Linked DNA regions of Homo sapiens: all the other regions are linked to region 2. Evidence: chromatin loops called from intact Hi-C (ENCODE). Cell type or tissue: heart right ventricle. All regions are shown on one strand. Links, peaks and the distances in the headings refer to the core of each region. The heading gives the core; the rest is flanking DNA.

Region 1 (5,784 bases), core at 433-5,432, 47 kb before region 2:
TGAATTATATAAAATACATATATGCATAAAAATAAACTGGAATAAAATGCCCCATAAATAATAAATTCATTGATGGTAATTGTGTTCAGGTGATTTTCCTCTTTAAACTTTTCTGGTATTCCCGGACTTAAGAATTCTAACTTGCAAATTACTTTCATATGCAGGGGGGAAAAATACCCTAACTTAAGGGAAAAACCTTAAGGATTCGAACGTACACATTACATTTATGAACAGGGAAAAAAAATCTTGTATTTAAACATAATTTGAAATCTACATAGCAACAGAATAAAATAAACAGAATGTAAATTGCATGTACACAACAAACAGTGGTGTAACTATGTAAAAATATACTTAAGTGGACTAAGAATGGAAATAATTATCACGCTACAGTCATGGGATTTGGGACTCTTTTCCCCATTTTGAGTTGTTATGCTGCTTTCACAATTTAAAGGTAATTTTTTTTTTTTTTTAAGTATGAAAACAAGAGTTCCCTCAAGAAATCTCAGGTATGGCAGAATTCCATGGTAGAATCCCACTTGTGTATATCTTAATCTGAAACCATTCAGCTTTACATTGGGTGAGCAAACCAAGTTGCAGAACAGTGGGCGCACGTTGAAAGCTCAGAGGCAGATCCTTAAAAACCCACAAAGAGGCCGGGCGCAGCGGCTCACGCCTGTAATCCCAGCACTTTGGGAGGCCGAGGCGGGCGGATCACGAGGTCAGGAGATAGAGACCATCCTGGCTAACCCGGTGAAACCCCGTCTCTACTAAAAATACAAAAACTTTGCCGGGTGTGGTGGCAGGCGCCTGTAGTCCCAGCTACTGGGGAGGCTGAGGCAGGAGAATGGTGTGAATCCGGGAGGAGGAGCTTCCAGCGAGCAGAGATCGCGCCATTGCAGTCCAGCCTGGGTAACACAGCGAGACTCCGTCTCAAAAAAATAAATACCCACAAAGCAAGCCGTCTCAGTCTGTTTTGTGCTGCTATAACCGAATACCTGAGGCTGGGTAATTTATAATGAACAGAAATTTCTTTTCTCACAGTTCTGGAAGCTGGGAAGTCCACGATCAAGGGGCTGGCGTCTGGCGAGGACCTTTGCTGCGTCATCATAGGTCAGAAGGCAGTAACGGAAAAAGGAGCCCAGCTAGCCCTTTTATAACAGCATGAATCGCACCTCCCCTCCATGGGGGGTGGAGCGCTCATGGTCTAATCACCTCTCAGGTGGTACCACCTTTTTATACTGTTGCTTGGTAATTAAGTTTCAACATGAGTTTTAGAGGGACAACCTTCTAACCATAGCACAAACCTACATGTTGTTTATGGTTTACTTAAAAATAAAATCTAAAACAAAAATGACAAATGTTAGTAGTGCTAATTGTTGCAGTGGGTCATACTATTCTTTATATTTTTCAAACCAGCCAAGCAACAAAAAATTAGCTCCCAACTTGGTTCTGAGCTAAAAATCAGCCTTTCTAAGGTTTTCAATGAGCTTATCCGTTCAGATCATTGCTGGCATCCTCTCTTAAGTCCTTGCTACTTAAAATGTGTGGTCTAGGAACCAGCAGCATCAGTGTCACCTGGGAGCTTATTAGAACTCCAGGATAGCAGGCCCCACTCCAGACCTGCTCAATGAGAATTTAATCTCTAACCTGAGCCCCGGGTGTTTCGTGGGTACATTAAGGTTTGAGAAACTCTGCTCTAAGCCACCAGTTGTCAACCTTGACTGCACACTGGAATTACCTGAGAGTCTGGGCCTCAGCTCCAGAGATTCTGATTTAATTGGTCTGGAGGGCAGCCTGGACATAACCATTTTAAAAGCTCCCCAGGTGACTATGATGTTCAGCAAAGTTTAAGCAACATATTTCGCTCTTCAACCCAGAGAATTCTTTATTAGGAAGCTAGTTACATCTGAGCAACAGCAGGCTAGATTAACTGCAGAGAATGACTTTTTGCAGGCTTGAAATGGAGGCATAATTTACTTCCATGAAACCAACAGTAATCACCATGGCTGTCTGTTACTCAGTACTTACGCAGGGTATTCAATGTGCTTAACCCTTGACATGCAATCTCTCTTCATCCTCTCTCTAAGGGAGGGTCTGTTACCACCGTGGTTTTCTAGATAGGGAGCCTGAGAGGTAAAATGGCCATCTCAGATCCCACATCTAGGAGCGGTGGAAGCCCTTGCATGACACTAAGGACGAGCACCGCCTTAAATTAAGCAGCGTAGGTGCCTCACTTGTCTCACCCTTGCCCTAACCCTGAGAAGCAGGACTCAAGTCCACACCTGCCCCATACGACACTTCCTGCTCAGAGTAGCCCCACGAAAATGGAACTCCTGGAGCTGTCAGACTGAAGGTTAAAATCTTTGCTTGTGGCCGGCCAGGCGCAGTGGCTCATGCCTGTAATCCCAGCACTTTGGGAGGCCGAGGTGGACGGATCACCTGAGGTCGGGAGTTCGAGACCAGCCTGACCAACATGGAGAAACCCACCTCTACTAAAAATATAAAAATTAGCCGGGCATGGTGGCGCATGCCTGTAATCCCAGGTACTCAGGAGGCTGAGGCAGGAGAATCGCTTGCACCCAGGAGGCAGAGGTTGCAATGAGCTGAGATCGCACCACTGGACTCCAGCCTGGGCAACAAGAGCGAAACTCTGCCTCAAAAAAAAAAAAAATTTTCTTTGCTTGCATATCCTTCCCTTCAATTTCTAGCACCCACAGGACAGAATCAGCTGTATTGTGTTTCTCTCTGATTGACTAAGCTTCACACGGAACAGTAAATGTTTGAAGAGTGAATCAACAAATAAACAATATCGGCCAGAAGCGGTGGCTCAGGTCTGTAATCCCAGCACTTTGGGAGGCCGAGGCAGTGGTCACCTGAGGTCAGGAGTTTGAGATCAGCCTGGTCAACATGAAACCCCGTCTCTACTAAAAATACAAAAAAATTAGCCAGGCGTGGTGGCAGGCGCCTGTAATCCCAGCTACTTGGGAGGCTGAGCAGGAGAATCGCTTGAACCCGGGAGGCAGAGGTTGCAGTGATCTGAGATCGCCCCACTGCACTCCAGCCTGGGCAACAAGAACAAAACTCCGTCTCAAAAACAAACAAACAAACAAACAATATCAATCGTTCATCTTGACTGAATTTCATCAGTAGCATCAAACTGCAGGAAAACAGCTCCTCCTAAGCCATATTCCCTCTTGACTGACATGTGTATCTTGTACTCACCCCCAGCCCCCAACACCAGCCCCACCCACCCCATGCACTCAACGCTCCTTGGCTGCTCTGGGGTACATCATGAGACCAGCCAGCTGCTGACAAGCATGTGCTTAACAATGGCGAAGGGCACAACTCACTCAGCTCAGGAGACTCAGCCAAGGGAAAAAGCCAGCGACCTTGGGGAAGCAAGCTTCATGCCCAAGGAGAGGCGAGAGGTGGGAGAGCCAGAGTGGGTCACATATGCAGCAGGTGCTCAACAGTGGGTTCAGTGTGGACTGGATCCAGTCTCTAGACAAGGACTCAAAAAGATCGGGGCAACTGAAAGGGACCTTGCACACAAAATTCCAATACATTTGTAAATGGTCTTGAAAAAGAGAACACTTGGGAAAGAGCTAAAGCAGAGATTCTCACTGGGGGCCGTGGGGACAGTCTGGGTCATCACGAGGATGATGAGTGCTATTGTTGGAGGTGTTTGAACCATAACAGCTCCATCTGGAATAGGAGCTGGTTAAAATGAGGCTGAGACCCACTGAGCTGCATTCCCAGGAAGTGAAGCATTCCTAGTCACAGGATGAGATGGGAGGTCAGGAGGACTGGTGTCATTAGATACAGGTCACAAAGACCATGACGATAAAACAGGATGCTGTAAGGAAGCCAGCCAAAACCCAGCAAAACCAAGATGGTGATAAAAGTGACCTCTGGTCGTCCTCACTGCTCATTATGTGCTAATTAGAATGCATAAGCATGCTAAGGACATTCCCACCAGCACCATGACAGTTTACAAATGCCACGGCAATGTCCGTAAGTTATCCTACATGGTCTAAAAGTGGGAGGAACCGTCACTTCCAGGAAATCCTGCCCCGAGCCTGGAAAACTCATGAATAATCTGCCTTTTGTTTAGCATATAATCAAGAAATAACCATAAGTACTCTAAGTCAGTTGGTCCATGCCGCTGCTCTGTCTGCGGAGTAGCCCTTCTTTTGCTTCTTTACTTTCTCTAATAAACTTGCCTTCACTTTAAGCACTTGCCCTGAATTCTTTCTTGCACAAGATCCAACAACCCTCTCTTGGGATCTGAATCAAGACCCCTTTCCATTAGCACTACCAGCATTTACAGCATAGAGCCGAGGATACTAACTGTCCTGAAAGGCCAAGGCAGTACCACACAACCAAGATCAGCCTACTTCCTGCAACACTTCAATCGTCCTGTGGCCATTCATGTAGGCGGAAACCTTACTCATAATCTGAGCCTAGAAAGGAATGCCTTTCATATATACTGACTATGCCAGGTTTACTTTACGGTTCACCCACTCTCTGCTCTTTTTCTGGACTCCTTCTAAAGAATGACTTCTGATCTTCTTAACTTCTTAAAATCAAAACTCATCCATGAGAAGGAGGTGCAAGCACTTAGCGTCAGCATGTTTTCTAGCACAGTTGCGCCAGACCAATATGTACTGAAATCTATTTTGTATTATAAATTCCTTTCATTTCTCTTTCATATTAGAGTGTTATACTGATTTTTTAAATTACTTGTATAAGTAGGTTATATTCGCTATAAATTTCATTTCAGAAGGGGGCATTACCAAATATTTTTATTTAAAACAGATATTGAGTCTTCTAAGATCAAGTCCAAATATGCCAAAGTAGCTGGACCAGCGGTTTGCTAATAATGTCAGATTATATCAGACCGAAATATCTAGCCAAGGAAAAGCACAATGGAGAACACAGCACAGAGACCTTCGGGCTACCGCTTAGAATGGCTGAGCCCAGATTTCACCCACCAAGACAGGGTGCGCAAGACAGCTGGCACAAGAGTGACAGCACGGTAGTGTCACTCTGGAAAATGGACAGAATCCAAGCGTCACAAGCCCTCTGTGGAAGCAACCCACTGTCAGGGACATCTGCAGGCTGCACCTCACCGCATGCACCCCCAATCTGATGGGAGGAACATCCTGGTTTTCCTTTTAAGCAAACTCTCCTCCATCCTTGTTCCTGCTCCACGGAGTTCAGGTGAGGGAAAGCCAGCCACCCCCAGCTCCAGGGGGAATGGGACCCAGGCTTGGGCAGGAAAAGTAACACAGCTGGCCCGGGAAATGAGAGAGTGAATCCCAAGACTTCTCCAGAGCTACTGGAAAAAAGTCTTCTCCTCCCACTGGCATTGTTAAACTGATGGGATTTAGGCTGGGGCCCCTGGGGGCCCTCTTGTCACCACAAGAGAAGAGTTACCTAAGAATGAAGCCAAGACCGAGGGAAAGAGAGAGGAGACATGGAAAGTCATGGGGACTGCATGATATGCGTGATACCCCCTGAGAGCTTTGATCCAGCCCAGCAAAAAGCTAGCTCTTCTCCTGTAGGTTTAAGTTTCATGAGCGAATCAACTGCTCTTTTTCTTAGGCAGTTTAGGGTGGGTTTCTGTCACCTACTACTGACTCTAAGTGGTAAGATTCCTTTTCCTTTTTTTTTTTTTTTTTTTTTTTTGAGACAGGGTATCTCTCTGTCTCCCAGGCTGGAGTACAGTGGTACAATCTCAGCTCACTGCAGCCTTGACCTCCTGGGCTCAGGTGATTCTCC
Region 2 (5,784 bases), core at 606-5,605:
CTTTCTGTCCCGTACTCTCTGCTCCCACAATGCAGGGAGTGACCTGGCCCACTTGGGCCAGACAGGAGGCGCTCTTCCTCAGCTCAGCTCCTGTGGGTTCTCTCAGAGCCCACCCACCTGTTCACCTCCCCACAAGGTGTGCTCAGGAACTGCCCTGAGGGGGGTCTCTACCTCTGACTGTTAGACTCAGGGACGAGGTTTTGTAAGCCCACCTTCCCACAGGTTCAAAGCTCTGTTTTCCAACCAGCTTTACTGATGACAAAGCTAGCCTCTTGATCTTCACGTGTCTGTCTGTCTGGAGGAGGTGACGCCTAAGCTGTGTCTTACAGGATGAATAAGCACGACCCAGGCAAAAGAGGAGGAGAGGGGAGGGTGTCCCGGCAGACGGAAGAGCATGAAACTGAATCGGGCGCGCATGAAACTGAATCGTCTGCGCACATGAAACCGACGGTGTGTACAGACACCTGGAAGCAGCTGGGTGCTGCTGAAATGCAATGTAACGTCCCATCAAAGGGCACGCGGTGGCCACTGCAAGTGGGAGCTCCAGTATGCCCAACCCCCTATTCAACTGGGCAGCGACGTTCTTCCAGAAGGTGAACTCCAATGGTTAGAGTCCTGGACGGGGAGCAAGGTGGCTGATGTGGGAGTGGAAGAGAAATCCTTTACGGTATCCCATACGTACCTTTTGAGTTTTGTTCCATGTAAATATATACTTATGCAAAACAAAAATTTAAATACAAATTTTTAACATTAATATTTAAGGTCTAGGGCAGGAGGGAGAAGAGGAGGAGGAAAAGGAGTTGAAGGAGGGGGCAGGGGAAGGGTTAGAACTGCTGGGCTGCAACCAAAACGTAAGCACCCCGGCCACGTACTGAGCGTCCTCTGGGCCCAGCGTGTGCGGGCACTGCACATGGCAAGTGCTATTCACCTCCTTTTGGAAATAAGGAAACGGACAAAGTAAATGGCAAAGCCAGGACGTGAGCCCTTCATGTGGGACTGCAGGAGCCTGGGGTGCTCTCCTCCAGGGCGGTGCAGCTCCCCCAACTTTAATGAAGCAGCCCAGTCAGGCTACTCCTTCCCAATAAACTCACACCCAGCTGCCTCCCCACCACCCCCGCCTTCCAACTTTACAAACTGAGCTGTCCCAGCTCAAACAAAGCTGACATTTCAAACAAGTCTGACCGCGTCTCATCCCCTGAGCGAGAGGCCCATTTTGGATTGGCTCTGAATTGCATCAAACGGTTACATAAGCTGCTGCCTGGCCCAGCTGAGATAGCCGGCTAGAAACCTCCAGACCAAAAGTTGATCCTAGCTTAGAGTTCAGGGACAGCCCTTCCTGAAAGTCTGTAAACAAATTAAGAGTCTGAGCTGTTAGGGAGGTCAGGAGGAATGCAGCAGACCTCAAATAAAATGAACAAATGCTAAAAAAGACCAAAAAAAAAAATCATGTGTGGCCCAAACCAAGAGCACAGAAATGATACTGAGACCTTGTGTACTCACTGCAGCCTGGATCATTAACCACAGACAAGTGAGAGCCTGGTGAGGCAGGGAACAACCAGCCAGATGCGGGAAGTCGGCCTGAAATACAGCCCCTTCAAAATGCCCTCTGGCTTGGTGCAGGGTCTCCAGGTGAAGCTAAAACATATTCTTCCCGGAGTAAGAGCCTAGCTGTGCAACCCAGCTCCACCGGCCACTGGCTGTGTGATGCTGGCTAGGTTTATCTACCGCTAAGCACTCCCGTCTCCTCTGTGAAATGGGGATCACCGCAAGCTCTCACAGGATCGCAGACATGCGTGAGTTAACGGGTGACAAGGACAGACTCAGTACTCGGCAGCACCATCACCAATGCTTCCTCAAGGGCTTCATAATGGCGACAACAGCTCCTCAAGCCCATCCCGACATCCTGCAGTGCTTAGTGACGGAACCAGAGGTGCAGCCTGGAAGATCACTGTCAGCCCCCTTTGCACACTGCAGGGAGGTTCCCTTCTGGCCCAGCATCCCCATCTGTGCAAGACCTCCTGACCTCCCCTGCACCGAGCCCTTAACCTTTCCCTCCTGTGACCCTCTGGACCTCAGCCACCCTATCCTTGCTACATTCATCCTGCTGTCATCGGTTCCTCCTTCCCCTCCTGGGAGCAAGGAATCCAGGGTCTATATGAGTGACCAGCATCCAGCACTGGTCTTTTTCCAGGTAAGGAGTTGGGAGCTGTACTGCATAACCTAAAACTTCCATTAGGAATTTCCCACTTCACGGGGAACTCGTTCCCATGGGTGGATCGAGTGGCGGTTGTTCAGTGCCACAGATAACAAAGAGTACATCACTCCCACATGACCCCATTGCCTCCCGTTTTGCCCCATCCAATCATTCATCATTTCTTTATTACCATAAAACTCCACTAGAATGCTCTGTGGGCAGGGCCCATGTGAGAAGAGCTAACATCTCCTGAGTGCTGAGCGCAATGTCAAAGCACTCTCTGTGTATGAACTCATTTAGTCCTCACAACAGCCCATGGTGCTGGCACTCTTAAATCTGCATTATAATGATGGGGAAATTTTAACATGTGACACAGAGCTTGTGCATGGCCAAGCTGGATCCCCACCTCTGGCTCCTCAGCACCTAGAACTGCGCCCAGCACATGAGAGATGTTTGGTAAATGTTTGGTGAATGAATAAACAGATGATAAAGAAGTGAGGCATGTCTAAATGCCATCTGGAACCTTCCAATTACTAAGACACTAAGACAGTCACTGAAGGGCTAATACACAAAATTCAGTGGGAAGTTTCCCCTTTAAAGAAAGATGCCCAGCGTGAGGGATCTGTGTTGGCCACGTCACCTAGGTTCACTTCTCGGCAGTTAAGGGGCAGGGGGCTCAGACTGCAGCCGATTTAACGGCCACTGCCCCACCATCTCATCCTAAAATTTTATCATGAAGCCCTTAGCCAAGCAAGCAGCTGGCTGCGGGGCCTCGCATCTCTCTCTGATGTTACTACAGCACTCCTCAACTTCATTTCTGGAGCTGCCGAATGTTTGGAATTGTGTTGCTAGGCGATGAGCCAGAACGCCTCACTAGCGTTGAGAATCTCTTCCAATAATAGCCAAGAGGAAAAAAAAGGACCCCCTCAACACAGCCTATTGACAAGTAAGGATGTTTTTCTTGCCCTCTCTGCCCTGGCTCACAATCAAAAGCTCTAACAAATTAAAAGGAAACAAATGGGCCGGATGGTCTGGGCTCACCTGACTCTATCACCTTCACTCCCCAGCCCCAAAAAAAGGGGCAAGAAGGCAACAATCGGGATTCAAAAGCTGAATACCCACAGCTAATCAATTATATCTCATGAAAAGCAATGACACAGGGGAAATGTTTTCTGATGAGCTGCAAATTCCCTTTTAGAACAGGACCACAAAGTGACTGGCAATGCATGACTGTGCTATACTGATGGTGAACAGAAAGCTGCATGCATGCTTGATGTTTTTCAACTAGAAAAGACCACTGCTCTCAACACCACCACCACTCGCGACCTCACCACTGAAAGGGGTACCGCGCTGGACATGAAAAATTCAGATAACCACCACCCGCAGCTGCGGAAGGAAAGCGGCAGAGAAAAGACTAGGGCGCCCCCTGGTGGCTCCAATGTGGCTCTTCCTGAAATTGGCAGGAATAAAGCCTGAGCCGCTTTCTTGCAACCTCCAGCTCCCAAATAACCATATATTCAAACGAAATTAACTCAAGAGTAGAAACTTTGTTGTTAAAAAGGAGGTGAAGGGAGACAAGGCTGTTGTAAACACCAACAAATATCAACTGAATGAATTTTGATTAAGATCTAGTAAAGTAGTACCAGTGAGCTGGTTTCCGCAGCAGTGACGGTACTTCCGCAGCTACGGAGTCAGGATCACTTAGTCTGGTGCATTCCACAGGTCTGTATCATTATGCATCTACTGCCTTCCTAAATCATCATCTTCATTGCAGGAGTGATGGCACGAAAAAGCTCCCAAACATACACACACACATGCATGCGCACACACACAAACAAATGCTCCCTGGGATCTATCATTTTCTTTAGGCTCATTTTTTCCTAAGTTTCATTCCTTGACCTATGCAGGAGGCGAGAGGTTTTAAAAAAAAAGCCTAAGACAAAATACGGTTCCTGGAAAACGGCCCTGCTGCTTCCTTCTGTCTTGGGGTTTCTCAAGTACTGTCGTTTGGGACTAGATAATGCTGTGTTGGGAGGAGCTGTCCTGTTGGGAGGACCTGTCCTGTCCACCACAGGACGTTCAGCAGCATCCCTGGGCTCTACTTAGCAGATGCCGGAAGGACCCTCATCCCAGGTGTGACAACCATATATGTCCCAGACATGGCTAAATGTCCCCTGGGGGTTGCAATCACCCCCAGCTAAGAACCACCATCCTGCGTGATCACTTCCAATTTTCAGGCCTCATAGAAAGAGTAGCCTGGTTTATGTCCTCTTAACCAGAGGGAGGATTGAGGGGTAGATACCAGCTAAAGGGAACTTCAGGGCCTCTGCAGGAGGGATGGTTTCAGTAAGATGGAAAATCAGGTCAACCTATTTGCAGTTCAACAATAAGGCCCAGATGTTGTTTTCAGGAAGATTCGTCAGCAACGTACCCTTTGAGGGTGTTGTTAATGATCACACCTACCAGTTATTCAGTCTTTAAGATGCCAGATACTCTCTTGGATTTTTTTTCCAATTTTTCTTATCAAGGTATAATTTACATAGCATATAACACCCTTCGATAGCTCAGGTGGTAATTTACATAGTGTATCTTCTGAGTATCTTCCATCTGTTAGTTCATTTAATCCTCACAACTGTGTCAGAGGGGTACTATGATAGCCCCATTTTATAGACGAGAACGCTGAGGCACAGTTAGCTTAAATAACTTGCCCAGGTTCCCACTGCTAATACATGTAGGGATGTGCGTAAGAACACAGCCAGTGTAGCTGGTTTAACATCAGCAAGCAGAACAGTAAAAACAAAAATAATGATACCACGATTGCCAGTGTTGCCCCAGACACTATGTGCAATTACCACCTGCTAACTACCTGAAGTGTTTCGTGTTTCTTACTTTTTTCTAAAGCCTGGAACACTCTGAAGGAGAGTCGTGAAAGCAAAGGAACTTCTCCCCAGGAAAATCCACGTATGTGCACAAACACACAAGCACGATTTTGCACACAATTGCAAGAGGTATCTGAAATCTCTAAAACTATCTATGAGCCTCCAATGAGGTTCCCAGATACAACAGACACTTCATATAACTCCCAGGAATCCACCAAGGGGATAATATTACCACCATTTCAAGGACTGGGAAAACGAGTTCAGAGAAATTAAAGCATTTGCCCGGGGTCACATAGATCTTTCTCTTTAAGACACGGTCTCACTCTGTCACCCAGGCTGTGGTGCGATCAAGGCTCACAGTAGCCTACAACTCCTGGGTTCAAGAGATCCTCCTGCCTCAACCTTCCGAGTAGCTGGGATTACAGGCACGTGCCACCATGTCTGGCTTTTCTGTCTTCTTCTTTTGTAAAGAGAGGGGGTCTCACTATGTTGCCCAGGCTGGTTTTGAACTCCTGGCCTCAAGCAATCCTCCTGCCTTGTCCTCCCAAAGTGTTGGGATTACAGCCAGGAACCACTGCACGTAGCCACACAGCTCTTGAACAGCAGTGCTGTGGTCTGCCTGACCCATGTTCTTTCCATCCCAACACATTGCTTCTCAACTTGCCGTGATCACTGACATCAGGGCCCTACAAAACTAAAGGATGTGTAAAG
Region 3 (5,784 bases), core at 653-5,652, 150 kb before region 2:
CTCTCCAACAGTACTTCCTGAGAATGCCATGTAAGGAACCCAACCTTAACATTTAAAAAAATTAAAAACTAGTCTGGAGGCCGCTGGGAAGTGGGACTTTTTAAACCTTGAGGCTGAAAATAAACTAAACCACATTGAAATCCTCCACTGGGTCATGCCACTACGAAATGCAGGCCCTGCTGAGCACTTGGTAAATGGAACATGGACCTGATGGCTCTCCAGGAAGAAACTCTGTGCCCATGTCAATCACAGGTGCCCAGTTCCTTTCTCGTGACAAGTCACTGCTCACTGCAGTCACTCACTCATTTACATCATCTGGAAGAGGAGCTGCTGTAAGTCGGAAGGTATTTATTTTTACCCATAGAATGATTTTGAGGGAAAAACAGGAGGAGATAGACTGTGCGGGCCATAAGAAAATTAAGTAAAGGAAGAAAGGCTACAGGAGGAATATATCCTGATAATAGAGTTTTGTCGAAAAATGCAAGCCATGGACTCCTGGTCTTGTCCACTTTATCTCCCATACCCTTTGAACTTATTTTAATTCCCATCATCTCCACCTGAAGAGCCAGCCTCCATCCCTTGCTAAGATGACTGCTATAACGGCCAAATGGTCACCCCATACCGGCCTCTGCCTTCCTGAATTCTCTCCCCGTCGTATAGGGAAGGTGATCAATTTAAAATGCAGGGCTGATACCACCAGCCCTCAGTTTAGGACTCTTCAAAGGTTTTCTATCTTTCTTAGGATAAAGATCAAACCTTTCCAGGGACCTACAAGGCCCTGCTCCCCTCACTCTCTGAGTTCTAGCAACACAGGCCTCTTCTCAACCTCCTGACACCCTGTTTCCCCTTGTGCCTCTGGCCTTCCCCATATCCAAGGCAAGGAGACAAACCTGCCGAGGGGAGGGGACACCTTCCTCTCCCACAGACCTGAGTTCCAACATGTCTTCCACAAAAAGCCATGCCAGATCCATCCCCAACATCCAGACCTAAGCAGACCCTATGCAGCTGTTACTATTGCCAGTGACTGCTGTGGGCCCGGGTCATTGTTCTAAGAATACCACCAATTGGCCCTTCTGTGCTGGTCACATATAAAGCCTGACCTTTGACTCAGGGAGTCAACCATGAAAGATCAGGGTTAACACTGGGTTTTTTTGTTGTTATTTCTTTTTTATGGAGATGGAGTCTCGCTCTGTCACCCAGTGGCACGATCTCGGCTCACTACAACTTCGCCTCCCAGGTCCAAGCAATTCTCCTGCCTCAGCCTCCTGAGTAGCTGGGATTACAGGAGTGTGCCACTACACCCAGCTAATTTTAGTATTTTTAAGAGAGATGGGGTTTCACCACATTGGCCAGGCTGGTCTCAAACTCCTGACCTGAAGTGATCTGCCTGCCCCAGCCTCCCAAAGTGCTGGGATTACAAGCGTGAGCCACCATGCCTGGCCAATGTTTCTTTTTTTTTCATGCAGACATTGAGGGCATTAGCACTGTTTTTAATCCAGAGACTAGTCCCAACTGTGACCCACCCAGAAAGGAGGAGAAAATTATGAGCTGTCTGCCTGCAGCGCTGCCTGTCAGCTGCACCCTCTTGCTTCCTGAGACCTTATTTCCATGTTAATATACATCAGCCTCAATTACAGACTCCAACGGAAGGATAACAAAGTTGACATAGGTTGACACCCTCTTGGTCATCACCTGTGCTTTATGTGGGAAGTAATAACAGAGATAGAAACACAGCAGCTGCTGTTTATGGAGTGCTTCCCACACACCAGGTAGGATGTTAACCTTTTGTTGACTTATCCACTCTGTTCAAAAACCTACTCATTAAGCATTGTTAATATCCCTATTTCACAGAAGATGATTCTGGGGCTTAAGCAAGTTACTCTCCCACAGTCAAATGACTGATAGGTCCAAACACGTAACCTGCAGCCCCAGTGCCTTCCTAACAACCCAGTTCCTGCAGCAGAAACTCTGTGTCTCAAGCACTTCATCTCTCCCTACCCTCACCATCAACCACAAAGCTGCCTGCCCCAGAGCTGCCAACACAAGTGTGTTTCCAGCCAAGGAAACAGATGCCACTCCTGCAGGAAAAATCCTTGTTTCAGAATTCACTGACCAAGGCCTGTGACTAGTTCTATAAACCAGGAGGAGGAGTGGTAGCAAGGGAGGCTAAATCACAACGACGGGTTTTTGTTTGGTCAAAAAGGAAAAAATAAATAAATAAACTACAATCACTCTAATTTTAAAGATGTTTAACAGACTTCTGCCCCATAAATATAACTAGAAGAAGTCAGCATCTCCTACATTACAAAAAAAAAAATCTAGGCAGTTGTCACTATAATTCAAAACCCAAGCAGATGACATGAATTCAAACATGTCATCTTTGACATGTTTGTCAAAAATGAAAGTAGCAGTCACAGTTACTGAGCGCTTTACATAACCTGTCACCGCATGTTAAATATATGGATCATGTACGTAACACCTCAACAAACTTGTGAGGGAGCTTCTCATTACCCCATTTAACAGATGAAAATACTGAGACTGGGGGATGTTAAATAACTCAGCTGAGGTCACACAGCTCATAGGGAGCAATGCCAGGATTCCGCTGTAAGAACGACCAATTTCAGAGCATATGCTCTCAACCACTACTTAAGGAATCCAACAACAAAAATCTTCCCATTGTTCAATTTAAATATACCATTTAGGAGTAATTTTTGTTAGGGGGGCGGGGAATCAATGTTTTCTATCACTGTAAGAAAACTATGCCCTTTCAGACTTATTTTTAAAGCGATGCTACCACCACTTAGGTGGCTCCTACCTGACGCTTCATCAAACAAATATTATAATTAGATCTGCTAATAAATTGCCAAAACAAATCTGAAAGGAGAAACATGACTGTTCTTTTGAGAACACAAAACTGTCATTTCAAATTAAGTAGCAGTAACAAATGGTGAGAAATGTGACTCTGCCAGCAACGCACATCTGTGTTTGAGCATTAACCAGGGATCTTCTTCTTAAGCATCCACACCACTCCCTCCAGCTTAAAGATGCTGAAGTGTTTCTCAAACAGTGGCAAACCATCCTTCATTTAGATACCAGGGCTCTGATCAGTACTGAAAAGATAATTTTGCTTCCAGGAAGCACACAAGAAACCCTCCATTCTGCATAGGTGATTTGGATGATTTTTTTTTTTTCTTTGAGATGGAGTCTCTGTCACCTAGGCTGGAGTGCAATGGCATGATCTCGGCTCACTGCAACCGCTGCCTCCCAGGTTTCAAGCAATTCTCCTGCCACAGCCTCCAGAGCAGCTGGGATTACAGGCATGCACCACCATGCCCAGCTAATTTTTGTATTTTTGGTAGAGACAGTGTTTCTCCATGTTGGCCAGGCTGGTCTCAAACTCCTGACTGCAAGTGATCTTCCCATCTCAGCTTCCCAAAGTGCTGGGATTACAGATGTGAACCATCGTGCCTGGCTTGTATGATTTTATCAAGGAAAAAACAGTCCTTTCTTCCACTCTCAGAATTCTAGACTCCACTTTGGCACCCTAAGGCAGGGGTCTCCAACCCCCAAGGCCACAGACCTGTAATGGTTGTGGCCTGTTAGGAACCAGGCCACACAGCAGGAGTTGAGTGGCGGGTGAGTGAGCATCACCGCCTGAGCTCCACCTCCTGTCAGATCAGAGGTGGCATTAGAATCTCAGAGGTGCATGAACCGTATTGTGAGCTGCGCACCCATGGGATCTAGGCTGAGCACTCCTTGTGAAAATCTAATGCCTGATGATCTGAGGTGGAACAGTTTTATCTTGAAACCACCACCCCCACCACCAGTAGAGTAATTTTATTGGTGAGAACCTAACCTCTACCAGAGCCACAAAGGACTCCATGACATTTGACAATGGTTCCAGACATGCTGAATGGACTTATGCAAAGATACAAAGTTTTAACAGTTATTACCCTACTTAATCCGCATGAGTCTCTGATGCAGGTGCACCAGGAGGTGCTTCTGTCTGAGCAGAGAAGCCACCTGGTGCTCTGAGAGGGTGAATGAGCCCACCAGGCCCCCATGAGGGTAGAACCAGGCCTGCAATCCAGCCTCTGATGTCTTCTAAATGGATGGACCTGAAGCCCAATCATACAACTATTCAACCCAATTACATGCCCCAAAATGTCTGGGCCAAAATAGGGTATCAGACTGGTCCATGAAAAAATTGTCTTCCATGAAACAGGTCCCTGTTGCCCAAAAGGTTGGAGGCTGCTGTCCTAACAGATCAAGAATAACCAGCAGGATCTAGTAAAAGTTAGCTAACAATCTCACACGGTACTGAGTCCCTGAGCCTAATGTGTTCTTATTAAACTATTAATAAATTCATCATAGAGACATCAAATACTTACCAACTGCAGGAGACATCAGGTGTGTAAGAGAGGAATGGCAGGGCAGCAGAACAAAAGTGGCACAGGTTCAGAGATCAGCGAGGGCCAGACAGGAAACCTGTCCAGGCTAGGGGGTCAGACTTTGGTCACCTGGAGCACATGAAGCCTAACCCAGTATCTGGCATACGCCCTAGAGTGGCATCAAATGCACATTTAGCTTATTCACTGTCAACTACATGCACGAATCGGTGTGTGCCCAAGAGATGCCAGGCCTGCACTGAAAGATACAGAAAGAGCGAGAAGACAAATAGTGTCTCTGCTGTGTGCCACCCACAGTTCCATTATTCCAGCCCACAGGCCAGGACACGTGAAAGACGGACATGTGAACTGCCACTCCCCAGGAGCCTCCACAGCCAGGGGCCTCTCCAAAGATGAGGCTCCTGCTGAACTGAGAGATGCGGTAGGGTTTTGGGGGTGGGGAATGGTTGGGTATGGTGGCCCACACCTGCAATCCTAGCACTTTGGGAGGCTGAGGTGGAAGCACTGCTTGAGTCCAGCCTGGGCTATGTGGCAAAACCCTGTCACTACCAAAAATACAAAAAAAAACCCAGCAAGGCGTGGTGGTGGGCACCTGCAGTCCCAGCTACTCAGGGTGGGGCTGAGGTGGGAGGATTGCTGGAGCCTGGTAGGTTGAGGCTGCAGTGAGCTGTGATTGCGTCATTGTACTCCAGCCTGGGTGACACAGTAAGACCCTGCCTCAAAAAAAAAAAGAGAAGAGAAGACAAGAAGAAAAGAAGAAGAGAAGAAGAGAGGAAGAAGAGAAGAAGAAGAGAAGAAGAAGAGAAGAAGAAAAGAAGAAGAAAAGAGCCGGCCAAATCAGACACAGCTGAACCCCTGGGAGGGATGCTCTTCTCTAGGAAACTTAGCCGACTAATTCTCCGACCACTCACAGACAGAGATGGCCACTTTCCAGATAAAAGACAAGTGGACTATGAACATCAAGACTCACAGGATTCAAGATGAGGATTGAATGTAACTCCTCTTCTTAAAAAAAAAAAAAAAATATATATATATATATTATTATATATAATTAGATTCTCCTATGAGAATCTAATGCCACTATAAATAAATAAATAAATAAATAAAATCAGGGCACTGGTAGCTTCCTTCTCCTCCCAAGAAGTCAAACAAGTTGGGTTCAAGGCTGTAGTCCACCGCTCACAAGCAATTATTATTAACATTTACTGTATATCAGAAACCTAAACCCCCATACACCCAACTTCTGGGAAAGAGCACCCATTTTTGGCTGGGGAAGCCAATTCTCCCCAGCTCTCACATTCCACTGACTTTACCCCAGGCCTGACTCCAACCCAGCTTCAGGAGTGGCATGTGACTTGGGCCTGGCCACTCAGAG
Region 4 (5,784 bases), core at 247-5,246, 250 kb before region 2:
ATTTACTTATTCAGTCATTCATTCACGTTTCTTCATTCATTCAACAAACATTTATTGAGCAACGGTGTGCCAGGCACTGATCTGAGCTCTGGGCATCAGTGTGACAAGGACCCTGCCCCTGCCCCTGCCCCTGCCCTCACAGAGCTCCCTATCTCGTGGGGATCTAGGTGGTCAACGGTTCTCAGACAAAGTGGCCAGTGGCACAGCAGGAAGACTACGGTCCCTGGGAACAGGAAGGGGAGGCAGCTACCCGTCCTAGGGCTTGTGATACTAAGCTGAGGCCAAAGGCAGGAAGAGGTCAGCTGGCAGGAGGCATGAGAACAGGTTCACACCCAAGCCCCATCATTCATCTGCTCCCATTTCCTCGGCTATAAAGTGGGGCTCCATCGTATCGAGCAGGATTTTAAACATGGTTAAGATGTGACTTCAGAGCAGCCAGCCTGGCACAGGGCCTGGGGCAGCTTCTCTTTATCTCCGAGAATAGGTTGCTGGACACAGAAGTTATTTAGTACCGTGAAGCTAACACTAGCACACCAAGTCAGAAGTTTTCTGGAAAACATTTCACCCTGAAGTGCTGCTTTTCCATTCATTCTGCAAGGTGCTGGAAAGCACAGGCTTTCACATAAAGATGTGAATTCTGAAATTATGTGGCTCTTTGTCGTGTTCTCATGTCTTGAGAAATCAGTGGAGGCTGGTGTGCGTTTTTAATCATATTCCCTTCGAAGTAGCACACAGAGACCTCCTGAATATTTCAACCACGGGCTCAATAAATTATGTCCAAGTTTCAAGAGAAAGACAGTAAATGAAAGAACATTAAATTTTATGAGCATCAAAATGTTGTTTTCCTTTGAGAGTCTCTTTCTCACACCCAACAGCACTCCCGTAAAGCTGCCAAGAGCCTCCTTCAGGTAAAGGCTGGCTTGCTCCTCCCAGGAAGGGGTATGCAGCCATTCATTTGTGCCAAGCAGTAATTCATGAACACCAGCACCTGGACAGAGGGAAGACTGTGCTCAAATGTGAGCGAGCACTGTGGGGTACTGGTCTGGGGGATGAACTTGGAGCTGGACGGCCAGGATTCTGTCCCAGTCTGCCAGTAACTTGCTGGGTGACCTTGGGTAAATCATTCAACCTCTCTGGACCTCAGTTTCTGCATCTGAAAAATGGTGGCCATAGGAGCTCTTACATGATAGCGTTGTTATGAGGACTAAATGAGCCAATATACAACTCAAGCTTCGTAAAAGACACAAGATTCTGATTCTTACAGCTTTGATTGACACACAGAACTGGGCACATCCCTACAACTTCCTTAAGCCCCACAGACATTACAATGGAAAGACGAGATGGTATAGTTTAAAACAACAACATGGAATTTAAGGGCTTGAATCTGGGACCACACTTCACTGGCTGTGTCCCATGAACGGGGCAGCCATTGTTTCTACACAGCTCTGAACACCCCTAAGCCTCATGGTTTCATCAGCAACATGGAGACTGTAATCTCTTCTCTCCATGGGACACTGAAGATATGACCGAGATCTTGTATGTTAAAATGCCAAGCATACACTCTTGCCCTCAGGAGGCATGCAGCAGACATCTGTGACTTTTCTTCCCTTGCAGAGGGCAACAGGCAATAAAACTTTTTCTCTGGGTGACTCATATCCCCATGATATACGCAGTGAAGGTAAGTGCAAAAGTATCACAATGCTTCCCTGCCTAGGCCACCCCCAACAGAGTGGCTCATCAAATGTGATCTTCTTCTGTTTTCTATTCAACAGTCAGCATTACAAGACCACATCTACCTCCCAGAATCTGGGAGAGGTAAAAGAGTTCACGTTCTCAGCAGCATCTATGAAGCTGGGGTCTCAAGCCTAAATTTCTTTACTTCCTGGCACGAAGCACTGTGCTGGAAATGACCTGGCAGCTACGGAGTCACTAGCCCACAGCTGCTCTAATCCCTACAATGGGAATGTCATGAAGACAACAAGTGGGTCCTTGTGGCAGAGATACTGGTGCTCACCATGCACCCTACCTGCTCCCCAAGCTTCCCAGCCCCCTCTGCACAACAGGGCACAAGCTTCTGACTTAGGGCCAACGAGTTCCAGGTGGAAGTGACAAATGTTTCTTCTGAGTCATAGCATAGGACTGCTGGCGTGTGACCCTGCACCATCCCTTCCCTGTAACACTAAGTGAGAAAGCCATGGTGTGGCCACAAGATGGGAGCCTCTGTCCACCTAGATTTCTGAGTCATTATGTGGAGCAGAACAGTCCCACTGTTGCCCTTGGGCAACCCATGTTGGACACATACGAACAGGAAATAAGCTTTTATTTTGTTAAAGACCGAGATTGAGGATCATTTGTTACTGTGGCAGAACCAATCCTATTCTGACATGTGTCAACTTGACAACCCTGTATCTTCCTAGCTCTCTCACAATGGGCCTGAAAGTCTGAGGAAAGGCACAGAGGCCAAAGACATTTGTTAAAGGCAGCTTTGCAACAGCCACAGGAAGTAGGTATCATGATATCCTTTTACCCAAGAAGAAACTGGTCTCAGACACATTAAATCATTTGTTCAAGGTCATACAAATCACAAGTGGTGAAGTCAGAATTTGAACCCAGGTCTATCCATCACAAGACTTGTATTCTGTCTGCTATATGGGCCCAGGCAGTACTTTCTAATGAGTTTGTCTGTGAAAGCCCCAAATACAATTCAAATCTCTCCTTGGGCTCCAATAATAATAGTAACCATAGGTTGGATGCGTTCCACAGGCCAGACACTCTTCTTGGTCCTTTATCAATATTCCTTCACTGTAATCATCACGTCTCTTCAAGGCATTATGCCCATTCTACAGGTAAGGAAATAGGGGCTTAGAAGAGACTGTAGGATGAGTTCTCATAACCTCATGGTGAAGTAAATAGAGGAAAGATGCCAGTGGTGACAGACAAAGGATAGGGGCCCCTTTAGTGGATGGAAGGCAAAGACTCCACGTAAAAGGCTATAAAGCGGGACACTGAGGAACACTCTCCACTGGAGGATCTCAGACCTTCAAGAACCCACAAAGATGCTTCAATGCCCAAGATACCACATGCTCCGGGTGACCTAATCAGACTCTTAGAGATGTTTGCTGCCGGGGTTGTGAAAGAGAGACAGGGGAGATCGTCCCTTCTGGTCCCTCCCGACTGTTCTCGCAGTTCTAGCCTCTTGTCTACCTGGCCACCAGGTGCAAGTTACTGATAATAACCTCACACTGCCCCCAAGTGGTCACTCTGCTCCAGATGACTCACAGACCAACGTTTCCAGAACTCCAAACACAAATCTGTTCAATGCAAAACCATGCTCTTCCCATTCTGTCTCCCACATCCATCCATCCTTACTATTACATGCCAAGCACTGTCTAGACACTGGGGATACAACAGGGAACAAACAGATAAAAGCTCCTTCCTCCTCTGAGCTTACATCCTAGAGCTCAAGGTTAGGAATGCTTACTGACTGAGGAACATTGTCTTTATGCCCCGTTACAGAGAATAGGACTTCAAACAAAAGGTTGGGCTTCAATAGAAATTCTCCTTCCTTTGCAGAGACCAGATTCTGCATCTGAGAAATTAACCAGGATTTCTACAGCTGCATTCCATTCTAGTTAGTTTCTCCAGGGAAGGAGAAGAAGGGGAGGAGGATGGAGAAGATGACGATGATGAAAACAAAGATGAAAAAGAAAACAATTTTTGGCTAAGAAACTAAACCTGATCATTATGTCTTGGATTTAAATCTAAAAAGTGATCGTCTCCAATTCCTCATTTGATGCTAAAAGACCCTTTTTCAGTGACCCTCATGGTGAACATCTCTCTTTTTCTCTCTGCCCAAGATGAATTCCCCTCTTTTTTGGCTAATGGAATCCTGCTTTTTCTTAAGAAACCACCTCTCTTCCTAGTGATCTGGGGAAGCTGACCAAACGCCCCCACTGACTGTTGGCCACGTGCCCTGGCCCTGCCAATGAGTGTATTTCATCCTTTAGCCACAGTGACTGGTTCAGGGATGGCAGAAGACTCAAGTCAGGCCAATAAGAGTCAATTCCAAGAATCTTGTTAGAGCTACTGGGAGAGAAACCCTCTCTTCATGACAAGAATTGCTAAGCTCATAGGACATAAGCTTGGAGCTGCTAGGATCCATCACATATAGAGAAAGCCTTCCTAAGAATGAAGACCACAAAAAAGAAAGCAGAGAGCAACAGCAGGAAGAGAACATCCACATTTGCTCATCTGACCTCTGGATGCAACCCTGCCAAAGGTTACACCAATCCTTGGATGTCCAGTTTTCATCACTCAAAAAGCTTCATTTCTTGTTAAGCCCAGTTTGAGTTTTCTGTCATTTGGATTAGAGTCCTGACTCACAGAGCCACCAAGTAACTGCCCAGTTTCTGCTTCAACACCTCCACTCACAAGAAACTCACTACCCATAATCTTTTTTTTTTTTTTTTTTTTTTTTGAGACAGAATCTCACTCTGTCGCCCAGGCTGGAGTGCAATGGCACGATCTCAGGTTACCACAACCTCTGCCTCCCAGGTTCAAGAGATTCTTCTGCCTCAGCCACACAAGTAGCTGGGATTACAGGCATGCGCCACCACGCCTGGCTAATTGTTTTTATATTTTTAGTAGAGACGGGGTTTCACCATGTTGGCCAGGCTGGTCTTGAACTCCTGACCTCAGGTGATCCACCTGCCTCAGCCTCCCAAAATGCTGGAATTACAGGTGTGAGCCACCATGCCCGGCTGCCACTTATTATGAAACAGTCATGATGGCGCAGGTCTCTTTCCACTGAATTCAAAGTTGTCTGTGTGTAGTCCTAGGACAGCCCATGACGGCCACAGGTGGAACAAGTTTAACCTCTCCCTCCATGTGACACTCCTAATCTGGGGGACTCTAAGCTGCAGGGCAGCATCATGAATCCTCCATCTGGAAACACTGTTATGATTTTGGGCCATATGTTGTTAAACATGTTTCTTTCAACCTCTTTCAATCAATAAATATTCCACAAGCGCCTCCCACATGGAAGGTGGGTCTGGGGGTGGGGATGGGGTAGGGGTCTGCAGGGAGAGATTCCATAGAGTCTCATCTCCCAGGCCCCTGCCACCCAGGAAGGCAACAGGTCAAGGATGATGTCCCTTATCAAGCTAGCCATTTCTGATTTGCCTATGGGGATATAGTATGGGCTGTGTGTTCTGGGAGACCTGGTGTGAATGCTGCTGTGTGACCTCACACAAATTACACAGCCTTTCTGAGACTCAGTTTTCTCATCTACAAGTGGAAACTTTAATGATACAGATTTCCTGAAGCTGTGAGGAGAACGTGACACCCCTTGTGGGAACCTGTGCACAACGCCTGATGCACGGTGAGAACCTAAGAGGGGATGAGCTTCCTTGTTCCCGGGAATACCTCCCGGGGGGAAGGCAGCCAAGGAAGGCAGTCCCTCTGCTGGTCTGATCCCCGATGAGCTTCCTTATTTACCCCCAGGGTTCTGAACATCCCCAGGGTTCTGAACAGAGTGTACTTCCCTTCCTCGCCCAACCCCACGGCTCATGAGTTGCCTCCACACTGCTTAAGAAAGTCTACTGGACTCCAACATTTTCCTTTTCAAAGAAAACAAAAGCCGTGGTTTCGGCAAACTGCAGAGGCGATGTCTGGTCTAAACAATTGATCCGCCTCCCACCTCCCTAATGACTCAGCCCCAGAAAACACTGATGACCCATTAGGTAGAAATCTACTTATGCTAAGAAAATAAGCCAAACACCGGTT
Region 5 (5,784 bases), core at 431-5,430, 160 kb before region 2:
AGACCCGAGCTCAGGAACCACTCACTCCAGCCGGGGACGCATGCACAGACCCGAGCTCAGCAAACACTCACTCCAGCCAGGGATGCACACACAGACCGAAGCTCAGAGCAAACACTTACTCCAGCCGGGGACACGTGCACAGACCCGAGCTCAGCAAACACTCACTCCAGCCGGGGGCGCGCACACAGACCCGAGCTCAGCCAACACTCACTCCAGCGGGGGACACGTGCACAGACCGGAGCTCAGAGCAAACACTTACTCCAGCCGGGGACACGTGCACAGACCCGAGCTCAGCAAACACTCACTCCAGCCAGGGACGCACGCACAGACCGGAGCTCAGAGCAAACACTTACTCCAGCCGGGGACGCGCGCACAGACCCGAGCTCAGCAAACACTCACTTCACCCGGGGGTGCGCACACAGACCCGAGCTCAGCAAACACTCACTCCAGCCAGGGACGCACGCACAGACCGGAGCTCAGCAAACACTCACTCCAGCCGGGGACACGTGCACAGACTGGAGCTCAGGAACCACTCACTCCAGCCGGGGACTCATGCACAGATCCCACCTCAGCAAACACTCACTCCAGCCAGGGACTCATGCGCAGACCCCAGCTCAGCACACACTCACTCCAGCCGGGGACACGTGCACAGACCCGAGCTCAACAAACACTCACTCCAGCCGGGGGCGCGCACACAGACCCGAGCTCAGCAAATACTCACTCCAGCCGGGGGCGCGTGCACTGACCTGAGCTCAACAAACACTCACTCCAGCTGGGGACGCATGCACAGACCCAAGCTCAGAGCAAACATTCACTCCAGCCGGGCACACGCACACAGATCTGAGCTCAGCAAACACTCCCTCCAGCCGGGGGCGCATGCACAGACTGGAGCTCAGCGAACACTCACTCCAGCTGGGGGCGTGTGAACTGACCTGAGCTCAACACTCACTCACTCCAGCCGGGGACGCGTGCACAGACCCAAGCTCATAGCAAACATCCACTCCAGCCGGGGACCTGGCTAAGAAAGCCCTGGAGAGCAAGCAGACGGAGAAGGTGGAACGCACTCCAAGAGACCAGGAGGACATGGATGCCCCCACCCCACATGAGAGAAAAGAGAAGCTCAGAAGGCAAAGACAAATCATCTGCAAGGGGCTGGGCTTTGTGGAGAGACTTCTAGACAACAACAGATAACATGGGCCAGCGCCTCAAGCCGCATGGGAAGGAAGCCCAAAGCCAAGAATACAAAGTCCTCAAGGAGCACCAGGCGCACAACAGATGAAGGATGAGAAGGAAGACGGTAACAGGGAGGTTAAAAGAACAACAAAAATCTCACACAATTCATGTTGGAAATCCAGAATGTATCCCTGCTCCAGGAACCTACAAGGAAAACAATGTCAAGGCTGGAACAAGGACGCCTGTAGCACCAGCAGAAGAGGACTCATCATCCCTGAAACCCAAGGTCAAGGCAAAGTCTCATGTTTCAAGGGGATAAAAAAGATAGGTTTAAAAAAGAAATCACGTTGAAAGCTCACTTCCCTTATGAATTCTGAAGAATGCCATAGGGTCAGGTCACAATGGAGAGAAAAAAGGGGTCACAGAGAAGTGCCTGTGAAGCCTCAATGTGGCAGCTGTCTCCTGCAGGAACAGAAGAGAAGACTGGAGGAACGTGGCCGCGCATCAGCAGGAGCAAAGACCTGAGCGGCTGCATTCATGGGGCAGAGGCAGAGGCAGCGGGGGATTAGGGGGTGGCAGGGCACTTTGGATGTGGCGGTGATCTGAGCAGAGAGGTCCATTATATCAGCAGGGCTCAAAGGGGGACCCTGAACCACGCTCATCAAAGTCACATGGGGAGGGCTGGGAGGGAAGGGGAAACTTGTTACAATGCAGATTCGTGGGTCTCGGTTCCCAGAAACGAATTCCGTGGATCGGAGACGAGGGCCAGGAATCTGCATTTTAATAACTATCCAGGGTGATTTTGATGTACCTTACAGTTTGAAGACTAGCATTAGGTGATGAGAAAATGTCCCAAAGGTAAGAAAAACTAGAAAATAGGAAGACAATCATATTCAAGGGCTCTCATCCATAAAGCCACACGTGACCCTGGGCTGGCTTCAATCCGCTCCTCAGTCCTCTGCGCCACAGCTCTCATAAAAGCTGCGGGGAGCCAGGTGGGGGCTGCGGGCTGGAGGAGGCAGAGAAACATCCCAGCATCCCCCTCACCCAGCAGAACTAGGGCTTGCTCAGGCTGGAGGCAGGGGCAGAGAGGAGGAGGACACCTTCTTAGCCAGTGGCTACACCAAGCCAGCACAGCCAATGCTGCCTCCTCTCAAAGACGGGGTAGAACGAGCAGCCAGGTGGCCCAGCTGTAATCACGCTGTATTTTAAACGATTCCCATGTACACCTGGAAGCGGAGTGCATTTTTTTTCCCCACGTTGAGAAGGAGACCTTGACAAATCGGAACGATATAATAAATGACAAACCAGAGGCTATTTCAAAAGCCCACGGAGATGATGTACAGCCTAGACAACTTCCCGGAAAATCTTAATTATGTCTAGGAAGCCAAAGCAAGGAAGCTCTGGGGAAGCAGAGGGCAGGAGAGAGAGGAGGGGGAATCTGGGGAGGGAGGCGTGGCACTCCTGCCAGAGGGCTGAATCCAGCTCTCTGTCTGCTGATGGAACAACTCTTGTCTACGGAGGATCTCTTTGTACCAGGCTATCATAGTGAGAGAGAATGACACAAGACACAAGTCCTCCTCCGACAGAGACTCAGGGAAATTTCCCAAGGGAGGCTGGAAGTCCTCCTTGGTGTCTCATTATATATTAGATAAAAAATAACAACGCTCTCCACACTGGGCACCTTTAACAGAGGAGACGTCTGATTCAGGAACTACCTCACAAACCCTTACAAGTTCCACGTTTCCTCTGAGCTACTAAGATGGAAAGGCAGCGAAGTACCATTCACTCTCCAAGAAGGCTCTGGAATTCTGATGCCACCACTGCATTTGCTGCCCCAGTATATACATTGTGAGCGACTGCCATGGGTCAGGGCCCTGGGACCTGTGGGGAGTGGAACATGAGAGACAGTTCTGCTGAGCACTTACATCTGGCTTGCAGCAAATGAGCAGATAAGTAAGGAGAATTTCCGGGAGTAACAATTTCTATGCAAAACATACACTGGAGAGGGTGCCTCAGGAGAGCTCCTGCAGACATGGAGGCTGGGCCTCTGTGGGGAGACCTCAACCACACAGAGAACTGACTGACTCGAAGCTCCATCATGGGGCTATCACGGGGGGAATGTTCTGGCAAAGGGAATGGCAAGTGCGATGACATGGGAACGCGGGACTTCTTCCGGGAACAGAAAGGCCACTGTGACTGAAAGAAGGTACACACAGAGACGAGGTGACAGGTCAGAGCAGGACGGCAGGTGGCGGCAGATGACACGGGGCTGGAGGCTGCAGGGGAAACTTCATATCTTATTCTCAGGATGAGGCAAAGCTGTTGGAGGCCTTTCATCAGGGGAGCTGGGAGCTGTGACCTGTTTGCTGATTGCTAAACCACTCTGGCTGCTGTGTGAAGAGCAGACTGCACAGGAGCCAGGATGGAAAGCAGGTGACCAGCTCAGAGCTACAATAGCATCCCAGGCAAAGAGACTCTGGGGGCCTGACCCAGGCGATAGCAGTGAGGACAGTCACAAATGGCCATTCATCTCCAGGGTATATTTTGGAACTGGCAGGACTGGCTATAGATTGTAAATCAGAGACAAAGTCTGCGGAAAAACACAGGATGACTCCCAGATTTCTGGTTTGAGCAACCAAGAGGTGGCATTTATGAGTGGGTGCTGGGTGCGGTGGCTCACATCTGTAATCCTAGCACTTTGGGAGGCTGAGGTGGGAGGACTACTTGAGATCAGGAGTTCGAGACCAGCCTAGGCAATGCAGAGAAACCCTGATGCTACAAAAAAAAAAAAAAAAAATTTTAAATAAGCCGGGCATGGTGGTGCGTGCCTGTAGTTCCAACTTCCCAACTACTCAGGAGGCTGAGGCAGGAGGATCGCTTGATCCCAAGAGTTAAAGGCTTCAGTGAGCTATAGATGTGCCATTGCACTCCAGGCTGGATGGCAGAGCAAGACCCTGTCTCTCTTAAAGAGAGAGAGAGAGAGAGATGCTAGTGGTAGGCAGAATGGCCCCCAAAGATGCCCATGCCCCAAAGATGCTGTGAATATGTTGCTGCACATAGCAAGAGACTTTGCAGATATAATTAGAGTTACAGACCTTGAGATAGGAGAGTATACTGGATTACCTGTGTGAGCCCAATCTAATGACGTGAGCCCTTAAAAGCAGAGAATGCCCTCCAGTCGAAAGCAGAAGAGAGGGATGGCAGAAGACAACCACAGAGGAGAAGCAGGAGAACAGGAAGTCGGATTCCAAGAATGAAAAGGACTCAACATGCCATTGCTTGTTCTGGGTTCTGGGGGCCTCCAGAGCTCAGGGCAGCCCCCAGCTGAGAGCCAACCAGAAGCGGGAACCTTAGTCATTCAGCTACTCGGAACTGGATTCTGTCAACAACGGAATGAGCAAGGAAAGGAATTCTCCCCTAGAGTCTATGGAAACAAATACAACCCTGCCACCACCTCATTCAGCCCATTGAAATCCACGGCTTCTGACCTCCAAATCTGTAAGATAATTTGTTATCAGCCATTTGTTGCCACACCAAAAGAAAACTAATACAGTGGGGAAGACGGTGGAGAAATTGAAGTTTTGGTGGGAAAAGCAGATGTTCTGCTTTAGCTATCATAAGTCCAAGTGGAGGAGGCCAGTAGACCAATGGTTGTGAGCATGTGGAACTAAGCAGAGCCATCAGTGGCCATTCCTGCCTCTTTCACCGTGATTCCCAGTAAAATGGAAATCCCACGTACCCAGGAACTCTGTCTTGTTCCCCATTTTAAGTCAGATAGTAGCCTGGTACCTGGCACATAGCAGGCACTTCATAAACAACTGCTGAATGCTGATTGTCTCTCTTCAAAAAAAATTCTCAGGAGGCCGGGCGCAGTGGCTCACACCTGTAATCCCAACACTTTGGGGGCCGAAGCAGGCGGATCACTTGAGGTCAGGAGTTCAAGACCAGCCTGGCCTACATGGTGAAACCTCGTCTCTGCTACAAATACAAAAACTAGCCGGGCATGATGGTACACGCCTGTAATTCCAGCTATTCAGGAAGCTGAGGCAGGAGAATCGCCTGAACCAGGGAGGCAGAGGTTGCAGTGAGCCAAGATCTGCATGACAGAATGAGACTCCACCTCCAAAAAACAAAAATTCTCAGGAAACCATCAACAGAGTGAAGAGACAACTTACCAAATGGAAGAAACTGTTTGCAAAATAGGTCTGATAAGGGGTTAATATCCAAAATATACAAGGAACTCAAACAACTCAATAGCAGGAAAATATAACCTGATTAAAAAATGGACACAGGATGCAAATAGACATTTCTCAAGGAAGACATCCAAACGGCCAACAGGTGTATGACCAGCTGCTCAACATTACCAATCATCGGAGAAATGCAAATCAAAACCACAATGAGATAGCACCTCACACCTGTTAAGATGGCTGTTATAAAATAGAAGAAAGATAAATGTTGGTGAGGACTGGGAAAAGGGAACCCTTGTACACTGTGGGTAGGAACGTAAATTAGTACAGCCGTTATGGAAAACAGCATGGAGGGTCCTCAAAAAACTAAAAATAGAGCTGCCATATGATCCAGCAATCCCACTACTGCATATTTATCCAA

Evidence for each region. Hi-C counts contacts between places; a loop is a spot of excess contacts. Peaks named below come from ENCODE experiments on the same cell type or tissue, not always from the same donor. Only the 100,000 strongest peaks of a DNase experiment are listed, where the experiment ranks them.
Region 1: it touches region 2 in a loop (2.1-fold over the local background); 6 of 110 quality-filtered maps call a loop at or near these places.
Region 3: a loop joins it to region 2, with 2.7 times the contacts of the local background. A loop is called at or near these places in 26 of 110 quality-filtered maps.
Region 4: it touches region 2 in a loop (4-fold over the local background); 27 of 110 quality-filtered maps call a loop at or near these places.
Region 5: it touches region 2 in a loop (2.6-fold over the local background); 32 of 110 quality-filtered maps call a loop at or near these places.

What each region holds. Positions count from the first base shown.
Region 1 is chr16:12,139,888-12,145,671 of GRCh38, reverse strand. The region is part of intron 13 of SNX29 (sorting nexin 29); the gene reads right to left. Among named protein-coding and RNA genes, the nearest start is that of SNX29, 170 kb to the right of the region's middle. RefSeq lists enhancers at 2,403-2,903, 2,646-2,940. In heart right ventricle, for the core only: no CTCF peak of the experiment used is centred there; a DNase peak (open chromatin) is centred at 3,321; H3K27ac peaks cover 2,609 bases.
Region 2 is chr16:12,093,203-12,098,986 of GRCh38, reverse strand. All of the region lies in intron 11 of SNX29 (sorting nexin 29), which reads right to left. Among named protein-coding and RNA genes, the nearest start is that of SNX29, 120 kb to the right of the region's middle. RefSeq lists enhancers at 1,141-1,435, 1,364-2,297. In heart right ventricle, for the core only: CTCF peaks have their summits at 3,415 and 3,618 (motif pointing left); DNase peaks (open chromatin) are centred at 1,150, 3,036 and 3,596; H3K4me3 peaks cover 616 bases; H3K27ac peaks cover 1,955 bases.
Region 3 is chr16:12,242,017-12,247,800 of GRCh38, reverse strand. The region is part of intron 14 of SNX29 (sorting nexin 29); the gene reads right to left. Among named protein-coding and RNA genes, the nearest start is that of SNX29-AS2, 130 kb to the left of the region's middle. In heart right ventricle, for the core only: no CTCF peak of the experiment used is centred there; no DNase peak of the experiment used is centred there.
Region 4 is chr16:12,338,064-12,343,847 of GRCh38, reverse strand. All of the region lies in intron 15 of SNX29 (sorting nexin 29), which reads right to left. Among named protein-coding and RNA genes, the nearest start is that of SNX29-AS2, 32 kb to the left of the region's middle. RefSeq lists an enhancer at 1,327-2,526. In heart right ventricle, for the core only: CTCF peaks have their summits at 2,206 (motif pointing right) and 3,249 (motif pointing left); no DNase peak of the experiment used is centred there.
Region 5 is chr16:12,255,880-12,261,663 of GRCh38, reverse strand. The region is part of intron 14 of SNX29 (sorting nexin 29); the gene reads right to left. Among named protein-coding and RNA genes, the nearest start is that of SNX29-AS2, 110 kb to the left of the region's middle. RefSeq lists an enhancer at 1-311. In heart right ventricle, for the core only: a CTCF peak has its summit at 3,407 (motif pointing right); no DNase peak of the experiment used is centred there.